2 separate regions of the Homo sapiens genome follow, and region 2 is linked to region 1. Evidence: chromatin contacts called from ENCODE Hi-C or POLR2A ChIA-PET data. All regions are on one chromosome and are shown on one strand. Each heading gives the region's core, a stretch centred on a gene start or an enhancer-like site at or near the end of the contact. The rest is flanking DNA. Distances are from core to core; before and after follow the strand shown. Region 1 overlaps CD55 (CD55 molecule (Cromer blood group)). Region 2 has its middle 64 kb from the start of CR2.

Region 1 (7,056 bases), core at 2,385-4,884:
GTCTATATTCATCAAGAGTATTGGCCTGTGATTTTGTTGTTCTTGTTGTGTTCTTGTCTGGTTTTGGTATCAGGGTAATGCTGGCCTTATAGAATGAGTTAGGGAAAGTTTCCTCCTCTTCAATTTTTTGGAATTGTTTCAGGAGAATTGGTATTAGTTCTCTTTTGTATGTTTGGTAGCATTTGGCTTTGAATCCATCCAGTCCTGGGCTTTTCTTTGTCAGGAGACTTTTTATTACAATTCAGTCTTACTACTCATTATTGGTCTGTTCAGATTTTCTGTTTCTTCCTGACTCAGTCTTGATAGGGAGCATGTCTCCAAGAATTTATTCATTTCCTCTAGGTTTTCCAGTTTGTCAATGTATAGGTGTTTATAATAGTCTCTGATATTTTGTATTTCTGTGGTATCAGTTGTAATGTCTCTTTTTTCATTTCTGATTTTATTTGGGGCTTCTCTCTTTTTTTCTTGGTTAGTCTAGCAAGTACTTTATCAGTTTGGTTTATCTTTTCAAAAAAACAAGTTTTCACTTTATTGTTTTTTAGTCTCTATTTTGTTTAGCTCTGCTCTGATTTTTCTTACTTCTTTCCTTCTGCTAATTTTGGGGTTGGTTTGTTCTTCCTTCTCTAGTTCCTTAAGATGCATTGTTAGATTGTTTATTTGAAATCTTTCTACTTTTTTGATGTAATCATTTATTGCTGTAAACTTCCCTGTTAGCACTGCTTTTGCTATGTCTGATAAGTTTTGCTACACTGTTGCCATTTCTATTTTTTCAAGAAATTTTTTGTCTAATCCTGAATTTCTCCCTTGACCTAATGGTCATTCAGAAGCATGTTGTTTAATTTTCATTTATTTGTACGGTTTCCAAAGTTCCTGTTGTTATTAATTTCTAGTTTAATTCCATTATGGTTTGAGAAGATACTTGATACAATTTTGACTTTTTCAAATTTATTGAGACTTGTTTGGTATCCTAACATATGTTCTATTCTGGAGATTGTTTCATGTGCCATTGAGAAAATTCTGTAGCTATTGGGTGAACTCTTCTGTTAGTGTCTGTTAGGTCCATTTGGTCTAATGTGCAATTTAAATCCAATGTTTCTTTGTGAATTTTTTGTCCAGATGAGCTAATGCTGACAGTGGGATGTTGAAGTTCTTAACAATTATTGTATTGGAGTCTATCCCTTTAGATTGGACAATATTTGCTTTATATGTTTGGGTACTCCAGGATTGGGTGCATACATACTTAGAATTGTTATATCCTCTTGCTGAATTGATCTCTTTGTCAATTATATAATGACCTCCTTTGTCTCTTTTTACTGTTTTTTACCTAAAGTCTGTTTCATCTGATATAAGTACAGCTACTCCTGTTTGTTTTTGGTTTGTGTTAGCATGGAGTATCTTTTTCCATCTCTTTACTTTCAGTCACAATGTGTTTTCACAGATGAGATGAATTTCTTGAAAGAAACGTATAGTTGGGTTGTGTTTTTGCATCCATTCAGCCAGTATACATCTTTTAAGAGGAAAGTTTAATCTGTTTACATTCAGGGTTATTGATATGTGAGGAATTATTCCTGTCATCTTATTAATTGATTTCTGGTTGTTTTGTTCCTTTTGTTCTCTCTTATTATTGTGATGTAGAGTTTTTCTTTCATAACATTTTAGTCTTTTCTCTTCTTTGTGTGTTTGCTCTACCAGTGGTTTTTAAAATTTCTGTGTGTTTTCATGATTGTAGATATCATTCTTTCTCTTCTGGGTATAGCACTCCCTTAAGCATTTCTTGTAAGCCATCTCATGGTGATGAATTCCATCATGGTGATTAATTCCATCAGCTTTCTTTTGTCTGGGAAAGACATTGTTTCTCCTTCATTTATGAAGGATAACTTTCCTAATCCTTGGTTGGTAGTCTTTTTCTTTCAGCGCTTTGAGTATATCATCCCGTTCTCTCCTGGCCTGTAAGGTTTCTGCTGAGAAATCCATTGTTAGTCTGATGGGTTTCCTTTATAAGTGACTAGATGCTTTTCCCTTGCTGTTTTTAGAACTCTCTCTGTCTTTGACTTTTGACAGTTTGAGTATAGTTTGTCATGGAGAAAACCTTTTTTTTTTTTTGGTTTTGAGACAGAGTCTCATTCTGTCACTCAGCCTGGAGTACAGTGGCGCAATCTCAGCTCACTGCAGCCTCTGCCTCCCAAGTTCAAGCGATTCTCCCACCTCAGCCTCCTGAGTAGTAGCTGGGATTACAGGTGTGTGTTACCACACCCATCTAATTTTTGTATTTTTAATAGAGACAGGGTTTCACCATGTTGGCCAGTCTGGTCTCGAACTCCTGACCTCAGGTGATCCACCTGCCTCGGCCTCCCAAAGTGCTGGGATTACAGGCATGAGCCACCGCACCGGGCCAGAGAAGACCTTTTTAAATTGTATCTACTTGGTGATCTCTGAGCCTCCTGTGTCAGGATGTCTACATTTCTTGTTAGACTTGAGAAATTTTCCTCTGTTGTTTTAGTAATAGATTTTCTAATCCTTTCACTTTCTCTTCACCTTCTGAGACTCCTAAAATTTGAATAGTTGGCCACTTTAGGGTGTCCCATATGTCATGTAAACTTTGCCCATTTTTTTATTCTTTTTTCCTTATTCTTATCTGACTGTGTTATCTCAAAAGACCTGTCTTCAAGTTCTGAGATTCTTTCTTCTGCTTGATCTAGCCTATTATTGATGCTTTCAAGTATATTATGTATTTAATATTTCATCAAGTATATTATGTATTTCATCAATAAATTATTTCCAGAAGTTGTTTGGTTCTTTTATATGTATCTTTTTTTGATAAACATCTCATTAATATCCTGAATTGTTTTTCTGATTTCTTTGTATTTTTTTAAAACAAATTTTAAAGTTTGTATCTCACCTCCCTGAGCTTTTTTAATATCACAACTTTGAATTCTTTTCCCAGAATTTTGTAAGTTTACTTTTGATTGGGATCTGTTGCTGGAGAATTATTGTGTTCCTTTGGTGGTATCATATTTTCTTGTTTTTTCACGTTTCCTGCATCCTGAAGTTGATATCTGTGCATCTGATGTGATATTTGCTGTTTCTAATTTTTCAAATTTGCTTTTGTAGGGGAGGACTTTTCCTGAAGATGTATTTATGGTGTCAGTTAGGTGGGGCACTTTGGCTTTAATTCTGGGTGCATGCAGTAGTGTAGTTTCTGTATGACTTTCAGCTGTAAATATCATCAGTGGTATCTGTCATTTCCTCAGTGCTTTAGGATGCGGTTACTAGTGGAGATTTGCTAGGGAATAGGATGCCATGTGGGCCAATGTTCGGACCCAAGTGTTGGCAGTGGTGGGCTGAGTTTGCCTGTCCTTGGGCCCAGGGTGATGTTGCTGGCACCAGTGTTAGCAAGCCCAATCAGGCCAGTTATTGGGTCTCCAGGTGGCTCACTTGGGTGCCAGAAATGGCGGGTGACCTGGTTCTCAGGCTACTTGGCAGCAAGTGGGGGCATGGGTGATGGCAGTAGTAGTGGTGGGACAACCCTGTGGGACACAAGCAGTCTGTGCCAGTGTTGGCTGTGGGTGCGGTGATTGGGTGGATCAGTTTCCAGGTCTGCAGGTGGCTTACCAGCTGTGATGTTAGTGGCAGGTTGAGTGGGCCTGACTTCAGACACCAGGAAGAGTGCTCAGCTGCTATTGGTGGTGGACTGGCTGAGCATCCGGGTACCTGATGGCAGGCTTGTGTACTGAGAGGGTGACGCTGGGCCAGATGGACTTGTCCTCAGGCCTCCCTGTGGTGCATGTGAGTGCTGGCTGTGGTAGGAAGAGGTAGAGTATTCCTAGGCTACTGGTGGAATGCTTAGGTGAGGACAGTGTGGCTGTGCTGTGGACCAGCTACTTGGGACAGCAGTGTTGTTTTCAGTTGGGAGCAGCCACAGAGAGGTGGCTGGGGCACATGCAGTTTGCTCATGCCTCAGCCCAAAGCAGCCAGCAGCAGCCATAGCCGCATGCACTGGAATTTGTCCTCAGGGAACCAGAAAATGCCTGGCTGCTCCTCTATTGGGGGTGTCAGGTCGCTGCCAGTGGCTCCTGCTTTGGCTTAGGCAACAGTGGCCACAGAGCAAGATGCAGTCTGGGAGGGGCTGGGCTCTCAAAATAGTCTTGTGCTGTGGCTGCTTAGGACTCAGTGGTTTATAGTACTCAGTGTGAACTTACTCTCTGGAGTAATGCCATCACACTGTCTCCAGGCAGCTTCCTATGTTAGATCTAGAGCCTACGAGAATCAAGGGACTCCTGTAGCTAGGATTGTGGGAGTCTTCAGAGGGAATGTGGACTGCTGGGGTTCTCTCACTTACTCTTTTCCTGCATTAGGGAGTCTCTCCAGGCTTCCAGGCAATCTCAGCCAAACAGGCTGCCTTGCTTCTGTCTCCTTCCTTGCTTTGGTGCATCCTGTCACTTGTTTGTTAAATTCTAGTGTTCTCTCTTTGATGATCTCTTCAAAATGTGATTATGTAATTCCTGCTTAGGTTTCTCTCCATGGAAGAGGAGAAGACCAGAGGCATCTAGTCAGACATCTTGAAGCCACTCCCCATGATACTGTCTTAGGAAAACAATCAACATGTAGCATTCATGGATACCAAAGGGAAAATGGGTAAACACATTTTTTTTTTTTTAGACGGAATCTCGCTCTGTCACCCAGGCTGGAGTGCAGTGGCGTGATCTCGGCTCACTGCAAGCTCTGCCTCCCGGGTTCACGCCATTCTCCTGCCTCAGCCTCCCAAGTAGCTGGGACTATAGGCGCCTGCCACCACACCCGGCTAATTTTTTGTATTTTTCAGTAGAGACGGTGTTTCACCGTGTTATCCAGGATGGTCTTGATCTCCTGGCCTCGAGATCTGCCTGCCTCGGCCTCCCAAAGTGCTGGGATTACAGGCGTGAGCCACCGCACCTGGCCAGGTAAACACATTTTTTTTCTTCCACCTTTTATTTTAGGTTTGGGAGGTACAGGTGAAGGTTTGTTACATGGGTAAATTGTGTGTCATTAGGGTTGAGTGTACATAATATTTCATCACCCAGGTAGTGAGCTTAGTACCCAATAGGTAGTTTATTGATTCTCACCCTCCTCCCACCTTCCATTCTCAAATAAGCCCTGGTGGCCATTGTTCCCTTCTTTGCATCCATGTGTACTCATTGTTTAGTTCCCACTTATAGGTGAGAAGATGCAGTATTTGGTTTTCTGTTCCTGCATTAATTCACTTAGGATAATGGTTTCCAGCTGCATCCATATTACTGCAAAGGACATGATTTCATTCCTTTCTATGTTTGTGTAATATCCCGTGGTGTATATATACCACATTTTCTTTATCCAGTTCACCACTGATGTGCATCTAGGTTGATTCCATGTTATTGTGAAAAGTGCTGATGAACATATGTGTGCATATGTCTTTATGGTAGAATGATTTTTGTTGGTTTGGGTATATACCCAATAATGAGATTGCTAGGTCACATGGTGGTTCTAAGTTCTTTGAGAAATCTCCAAACTGCTTTCCACAGAGGCTGAACTAATTACATTCCCACCAGCAATGTATAAGTGTTCTCTGTTTTCCACAACCTTACCAACATTTGTTATTTTTTCACTTTTTAATAATAGCCATTCTGTCTGCTATGAGATGGTATCTCATTGTGGTTTTGATTGCATTTCTCTAATGATTAGTGATGTTGAGCATTTTTTTCATATGCTTGTTGGCCTCATGTATGTCTTCTTTTGAGAAGTGTCTGTTTATGTCCTTTGCCCATTTTTTAAGGGTTGGTTTGATTTTTGTTTGTTGATTTGTTTAAGTTCCTTAGAGATTTTGAATATTAGAACTTTGTTAGATGCATAGTTTGCAAATATTTTCTCCTTTTCTGTAGGTTGTCTGTTTTCTCTGTTGATATATATTTTTTTGCCATGCAGAAGCACTTTAGTTTAATTATGTCCCACTTGTCAATTTTTGTTTTTGTTGCAATTGCTTTTGGAGACCTCATCATGAAATATTTACCAACACCTATGTCAGAATGGTATTTCCTAGGTTTTCTTCTAGAGTTTTTATACTTTTAGGTTTTAAGTTTAATTCTTTAATCCATATTGAGTTGATTTTTGTATATGGTGAAAGGTAGGGGTCCATTTTCAATCTTCTGCATATGGCTAGCCAGTTATAGCATTTATTGAATAGAGAATCCATTCCCCATTGCTTGTTATTGTCGACTTCATTGAAGATCAGATGGTTGTAGGGGTGTGGCTTTATATCTGGGTTTTCTAACCTCTTCCATTGGTCTATGTGTCTATTTTTGTACCAGTACCATGCTGTTTTGGTTACTGTAGCCTTGTAATATAGTTTGAAATCAGGTAGTGTGATGCTTCCAGCTTTGTTCTTTTTACTTACGGTTGTTTTGGCTATTTGGGTTCTTTTTTGATTCCATATGAATTTTAGAATGTATATTTTTTAATTCTCTGAAAGATATCATTGGTAGTTTGATAGGAATAGCATTGGATCTATAAATTGCTTTAGGCAGTATGGCCCTTTTTAAAAATTTTGTATTAATTTTTTTTTTTTTTGAGACAGAGTCTCACTCTGTCACTCAGGCTGGAGTGCAGTGGCATGATCTTGGTTCACTGCAACCTCCGTCTCCTGGGTTCAAGTGATTCTCTTGCCTCAGCCTCCCAAGTAGCTACGATTACAGGTGCACACCACCACACCCAGCTAATTTTTGTATTTCTAGTAGAGATGAGGTTTCACCATGTTGGCCAAGCTAGTCTCAAACTCCTGACCTCAAGTGATCCACCTGCCTCAGCCTTGCAAAGTGCTGGGATTACAGGCATGAGCCACCATGCCCGCAGTATGGCCCTTTTAAAAATATTTATTCTTCCTATGCATGAGCATGGAATATTTTTCCATTTGTTTGTATTGTCTCTGTCTTCTTTGTTTTGTATTTCTCTATAGAGATCATTCACCTCCCTGGTTAGCTGTATTCATAGGTATTTTATCCTTTTGTGGCTATTGTGAATAGGATTGCATTCTTGATTTGGCTGTCA
Region 2 (7,056 bases), core at 2,523-5,022, 44 kb after region 1:
AATTGGAAAACCTGAAAGAAATGGATAAGTTCCTAGACATATATACCTACTGAGATTGAATCATGAAGAGATAGACCACCTAAATAGGCCAATAACAAGTAATAAGATAGACACAGTAATAAAAAGTGTTCCATCAAAGAAAATCCCAGAACCTTATGGCTTTCCTGCTAAATTCCACTAAACACTTCAAGAAGAACTAATATCAATCCTACTCAAACTATTTCAAAAAATTACAGAGAAGAAAATACATCCAAATTCATTTTATAAGGCCAGCATTACCCAGATATCAAAAACAGACAAAGATACACAACAATGAAAAAACAAAACCAAATGCCAATATCTCTGATGAACATAGATGGGAAAACTGTCAATAAAATACTCGCAAACTGAATTCAACAACACATTATAGATTATTCATCATAATCAAGTGGGATTCATTCCAGAAAAGCAAGGATGGTTCAATATGTGCAAATCAGTAAATGTAATACATCACATCAACAGAATGAAGGAAAAAATGATTTCAATAGACACCAAAAAAGTATTCAATAAAATTTAACATTCTTTCATGATAAAAAAATAAAACTCTCAACAAAGTGGGTATAGAAGGCAAATACCTCAACACAAAAAAGGCTGTATGTGACAAACCTGTAACTAGTATTATACTGAATGGGGAAACACTGAAAGCCTTTCCACTAAGGTGTGGAACAAGACAAAGATTTCCACTTTTACCACTTTTATTCAACATTGTAATGTAAGTCTTAGAGCAATTAGGCAAGAAAAAGAAATGGCAGTTAAATAGAAAGAAAGAAATCGACTTATTCTTACTTGGATATTATCTTATAGTTAAAAAAGCCTAAAACCTTCACTAAAAAACTATTTGAACTAATAAACAAATGCAGTAAAGTTACAGGATAGAAAATCAATTCACAAAAAATCAGTAGCATTTCTATATGCCAACAGCAAACAAGCTAAAAAAAGAGAGAAAGCAATTCTATTTACCATAGCTACAAAAAAACCCATAGAAATCTACTTAAAGAAGTGAAAGGTCTTTACAATGAAAACTATAAAACTCTGATTCAAGAAATTGAAAAAGACATAAACATATGAAAACATATTCCATGTTCATGCATTAGAAGAATCAATATTGTTAAAATATCCATACTACACAAAGCAATCTACAGATTCAGTGCCATTCCTATCAAAATATCAATGATATACTTCACAGAAATAGGAAATACAATCCTACAATTTATATGAAATCACAAAAGGCCCAGAATAGACAAAGCTATCCTGAGCAAAAAGAACAAAGCTGGAGGCATCCCATTAGTTGGCTTCAAATTATATTTCAGAGCTATAGTAACCAAAACAGCATAGTATTGGCATAAAATCAGACATGTAGGCCAATGGAACAGAATAGAGAACCCAGAAATAAATCCTTGCATTTACAGTCAATTCATTTTCAAAAAAAGGTGCAAAGAACATACGTCGTGGAAAAGACAGTCTTTTCAGCAAATGATGCTAGAAAAACTGGATATCCATATGCAAAAGAATGAAACTAGATCCCTATCTCTCCACATATACAAAAATCAAATCAAAATAGATTAAAGACTTAAATCTAAGACCTGAAGCCGTAAAACTACTAGAAGAAAGCGTTGAGGAAATTAATTGAGGCAAAGATTTCTTGAGTAAGAGCTCAAAAGCACAGGCAATGAAAGCAGAAGTGGACAAATGGGATCATATACAGCTAAAAAACTACACAGCAAAGGAAACAGTCAACAAAATGAAGAGACAACCCACGGAATGGGAGAAAATATTTGTAAACTATTCCAATGACAAAAGATTAATAACCAGAATATATAAGGATCTCTAATAACTCAATAGCAAGAACCAAATAACTGGATTTAAAAATGGGCAAGAGATCTGAATAGTCACTTCTCAAGGGAAGACATATGAATGGTCAACAGATATCTGAAAAAATGCTCAACATCACTAATTATCATGGAAATGCAATCAAAACCACAATGAGTTACCCCAGTTAAAATGGCTTTCATTGAAAAGACAAAAAACAATGAATGCTGGCGAGGATGCAGAGAAAGGAATGCTGATACACTGTTGGTGAGAATGTAAGTTAGTACAGCCACTATGGAAATCAGTATGGAGTTTCAGCATGGAAAAAAATAAAAAACAGAACTACCATATGATCCAGCAATCCCACTGCTGGGTATATATTCAAAAGAAAGAAAATCAGTATATCAAACAGATACCTGCACTCCTATGTTTATTGCAGCACTATTCACAATAGCCAAGATAAAGAATCAACATAAGTGCCCATCAACAGATGAATGGATGAAGAAAATATGGCACACATACACAATAGAATATTATTCATCCATAAAAATGAATGACATCCTGTCACTTGCAACAACATGGATGGTAATGGAGGTCATTGTGTTAAATAAACCAGGGACAGGAAGAAAAATATTGCATGTTGTTGCTCATATATGGAAGTTAAAAAAGTGATCTAATGGAGGTAGAGAGTAGTCACTGGAGGCTGGGAAGGGTATTGGGGAGGGATGATAAAGAGAGATTGGTTCATGGCTACAAAAATACTGTTAGATAGAAGGAATAAGATACTGAGTTCAGTAGCACAATAGTGAAAATATCGTATATTTAAAAATAACTAGAGAAGTGGATTTGGAATATTCCCAACACAAAGAAATGATAAATGTTTGAGGTGATGGATATACCAATTACCCTGCTTTGATAATTATACATTGTGTTCTTGTATCAAAATATGACATGTACACTATAAATATGTACAACTATTATGTATCTATAAAAATCAAACATTTTTAAAAGGTAAGAAATAGTTCTCATTAAAAATATCACTGAGATTATTTTTCCATTATAAATTATGTTTCAAAGAACCCAACACAATAAGAACATTCAAAACTCATTTGCAACTTCTGTGGAGGTTTTATCTCTAACCCTCTCTCATTTATTTTATCATACTTTTCTAGCTTTAAAACATATTTCCTTTAGATGTCCTGGGATAAAAAAGACAGAGGTCATGTACCCGTTTTGCTTTATATTTAATAAATCTAAATAGAATCAACTGCTAATCATTTCCTTTTACACCTAATGCTTTTATATATACAAAATTATTGGATCAAGGCAAAGGATTCTATAAGGTAGGGAGTGATTCCCTAAGTTGGGCTGTGTATCAGTGTCACTTCTTCAGACATACAGATGCCTGGTATAAAAGTTGGTCACATGAATTGGGTCATTTTTATCATATCCAACTAAAACAGTCAATTGGCCAGGGGGAAAAAGCATTCAGAACACATAACATTGATCAAAGAATGCAATTCTATGCAAGCCTGGTTGCTGAAACTGCCTTCTGTAACCTGAAATTGGTTTTTCTAATTACTGAAACAACCTGCTGTGACTCTAAGACTAGTTTTACCCAAGGCTGTCACTCACCAATCAGAAGTTGCCAGCTCCCCCAAACTTTACTAGTGCCAATAAACTTTCCTACAAAATAATATGCAACATTTCTCGTTTTTGTTTTTGTTTTTTTATAAAACCTCTAACCTCTTTGTTTTACAGACATACCATGGACCACCCAGTCTGTGTGTATGCCCCAAATTATAAGTCTTGCTTCCCAAATAAAACATTTTAAATTTAGAGATTCATCTCTAGTTTTATTTGACTTTGACACTAGTCATAGATCCAGATCACCTGAGTTAGATTTTCCAGTGGTGAAAAATAAAAACTCATGATGTGTCACAGGTGACTCACATATAGCCAAGTGTGAGAGCCACTGTTTTAGACATGAGTATATGCACAGAATGAGTAGCTGCTTACATGTAATGAGTATATAATGAATAGCTGTTTAAATGAGTAGAATGTTTTAATGTCTTCTATTAAAGTCTGAAATATTCTGATAGATTTACCAGAGGTCTACCTACTCTAATTTCTGGATACAAGATGCTGAATTACAATAAATCAGTATTTATGATGTCACTGTAATTGAGTTTGAAATCTAATTAACTTTACATTTTTACATTTTGCCAAATATTGCCAAGTCTATTTTTAACATTAAATGCTCCTGGCTCAGTGATATGGAGAAAAATAACATCTTAAATCATTCAGTAAAACCTAATTATAATTTTAATAAATACATTGTCACTTTTATCAAAGTAGGTTATTCACTAAAATTTTAACCTTTATTAGTTTGCTTAGAATCTTAATGAAATAATAAATCAAATGTAGTATTTTACATCTTAAAATTTTTAGTATTTAAAAAATCTTGGAAGCAATTAATATAAGAAATTTTTATATGTTGACACCAATGGTTTATAATTATTGGATTTTATTTTTCTTGACATGATTATAATAAAAGAAACTTAGTAGTAGTGATCTTCATTGTTGTAGTTGCGGATTTGTTAAAACTCCTTTCTGGTAGGTAAAATAAATCAGCCCATTTTAGCTTTAGGAAAATTCAATGTATATGTATGTGAAGGGTGTTTTATAAGGATATAGGAGTCTCACAGACCCCACTGACAGTACTATAGCTGCCTTCAGATGGGCAGTGGAGCCAGGCCCTGGAAGGCAGTCAGGGTCTTCTCTGCATCTTTCTTCTTTTTTCTCTTTGGGTGCCTGCTTACATTTTTGTTGCTTGTTGTTGTTGGTTTTTTTTTTTTTTTTTTTTTTTGTCGTTCTTTGGACTGTTCTGCTACATTGTCTGTATACAGCAGGAGACATGATAACCAATTGTTTCCAGGTGTTGCATTTCTATTCAGGAGATACATCCAGACAGAAGCTAGAATCTCTTAGACATAGCCAAATTCCAGGAATTTAACTCTAGTACTGGTCAGTGAAGGGCCAAGCAACCCTGAAGTCAGTTTCTATGGCTAGAGTCATAAGGTCATCATGAAAAAAAATTTCAGCCAGAATCCAGTCTGGTAACCTTGTAGATTGCCTAAGTCAGTTTCCAAGGAAGAAGATTACTGGCAGAAAGTTTAGTAGATGTCCACTTGTATTAGTCTGTTCTCACACTGCTATAAAGAACTACCTGAGACTGCATAATTTATGAAGAAAAGAAGTTTAAATGACTCTTAGTTTTGCAGGCTTAACTGGAAGCATGACTGGGAGGCTTCAGGAAGCTTACAATCATGGTGGAGGGTGAAGGGGAAGCAAGCACATTCTCACATGATGGAGCATGAGAAAGAGAGCAGGAGCAAGGGGGGAAGTGCCACACACTTTTAAAACCACCAGATCTCATGAGAGCTCACTCTCTATCATGAGAACAGCATGAGGGAAATCTGCCCCAATGATCCAGACATCTCCCACCAGGTCCCTCCTCCAACACTGGGAATTACAATTCAACATGAGATTTGGGTGGGGACACAACCAAATTATATCACCACTTCCAAGCCTAACTGAACGCATGTGGCTAAAGGGTAACTTTTCTTAATGTTTTGGGTATACTTCATTATTTAATGTACACATTGATGCTGGATTAATATTTAGGGGTAGAACTTCAACAATGTTATTTTTGGAACTTTTAATAAATTGAAGATTTCTCTACTTAAATCTCTTGAACTATCTAGAGAATAAATTTCAGAACTGTATCCTTATTTAATAATTACTAAAATCTGGCTCTAGCCTTCCAATCAAGTACTATTTTGCACTCCTCCTTGTTTCTTCAGCCAAACTGGAGAACTCCTTAATCACAACCCACTCTCCATGCTTTAGCTATCTGTTTAGTTCACTCAAAGGGTCTTCCCACTCATATACTAATATGCCCAAATCTTATACATTTTTCACAGTTGAAATGTCAACCCCTACAATGACCAACTCCTCACACCAAAAGGTGGCATTATTCTATCATTAAACAGTAACTTTCCTACTGTGTACCTTCACGGCTGCACTAAGGAAACAGTACTGAAGATGATATGCTCCTTTCCTCAAGAGGCAAGTGTTAGCCCTATGAGTATGGGTTCAAGAAAAGGAGCAGCACATGCAAAGCCCTGGGGGTCAGAAGAAGCAAGCATAGCAAGATAAAATGTATGAACCAGGCTACAGAGTAGGTCAGACATGTAAGCAGAAACTATTAATACATAAGTCATTTTAGATAGCCTCTACTTTGTCATGAAGACAATGGTATAATCAGTCATAGAATACTTTGATGCAGGAAAGTAAAATGTGCCCTTGCAATGGTTTCCAAGCTATCTACACAAACTAACAATCATGCATATTCTGCAAATTATAGCTTGATCATCACTTTAAAATACTTAATATGAAAATACTTAATATGCATTATCACAATAACCATATTTATTATTGCAAGAAAAAGGAGAGCTGATAGATTAAGTGTGATTTCAAGTGCTATGACTTGTCAATAGCTTAAAACAGGCTAAATTTTGCAAAAAGAGTGTTTCATTGACAGTGACCATCAAGAATATAAGATCTTCATTGAAGGCTCTTGATCAGGAATTATATGGAGCATTTTAAGCACAAAACTCTATATGAAAAGTCACATAGAACTTCCAATTTCTAGTTCTACATATAAGGAGATGGGAAGTTACCACTTTGTCCTAATAACAAGTAAAACATATCTTAATAAATCTAAAAGAATATAAATCATATAATGTCTGCTCTCAGACTGCAGTGGAATTAAACTGCCAATCAGTAACAGAAAGATAGCTAGGAAATCCCAAAATCACGGGAGATTAAACAACACACCTCTAAGTAACACAGCAAAGACAAAAATAAAAGAGCAAAAAAAAAAAAAAAAAGACATCTCAAGGGAAATTTTAAAATATTTTGAACTAAATGAAAATGAGAGCATGACTTACCAAAAACAAGCCAAAGGCCTTACCAAATGCTTTACCAGAGAATAAATACAGATGGCAAATAAGCATGTGAAAAGATGCTCCACATCATATGTCCTTAGGAAAATGCAAAATCACACAAGGAGTTGTCATTGCACACCTATGAGAATGGCCGAAATCCCGAACACTGATAACACCAAATGCTGACGACGATGTG

The links. A loop is a pair of places that touch in the nucleus more often than their neighbours do. ChIA-PET counts read pairs that join two places held with the same protein, here RNA polymerase II (POLR2A). Pooled maps may share reads with other maps.
Region 2: a loop to region 1 is called in a map of GM18951, with 2.6 times the contacts of the local background. The contact joins two enhancer-like sites. A Hi-C loop is called at or near these places in 10 of 168 maps with a recorded cell type or tissue (GM18951, K562, MCF 10A and 6 more), 16 of 37 single-sample maps with no recorded cell type and 16 of 50 pooled maps. POLR2A ChIA-PET finds 5 or more read pairs at or near these places in 13 of 52 experiments (AG04450, B cell, HEK293T and 9 more).

What each region holds. Positions count from the first base shown.
Region 1 is chr1:207,342,622-207,349,677 of GRCh38, forward strand. The region is part of intron 9 of CD55 (CD55 molecule (Cromer blood group)); the gene reads left to right. Among named protein-coding and RNA genes, the nearest start is that of CD55, 24 kb to the left of the region's middle. RefSeq lists an enhancer at 3,725-4,225. Within about 2 kb of position 3,635, at least 4 of the 41 ENCODE cell types and tissues checked have a DNase peak (open chromatin) inside an H3K27ac peak, as active enhancers do.
Region 2 is chr1:207,386,484-207,393,539 of GRCh38, forward strand. No RefSeq gene overlaps it. Among named protein-coding and RNA genes, the nearest start is that of CR2, 64 kb to the right of the region's middle. Within about 2 kb of position 3,773, at least 3 of the 41 ENCODE cell types and tissues checked have a DNase peak (open chromatin) inside an H3K27ac peak, as active enhancers do.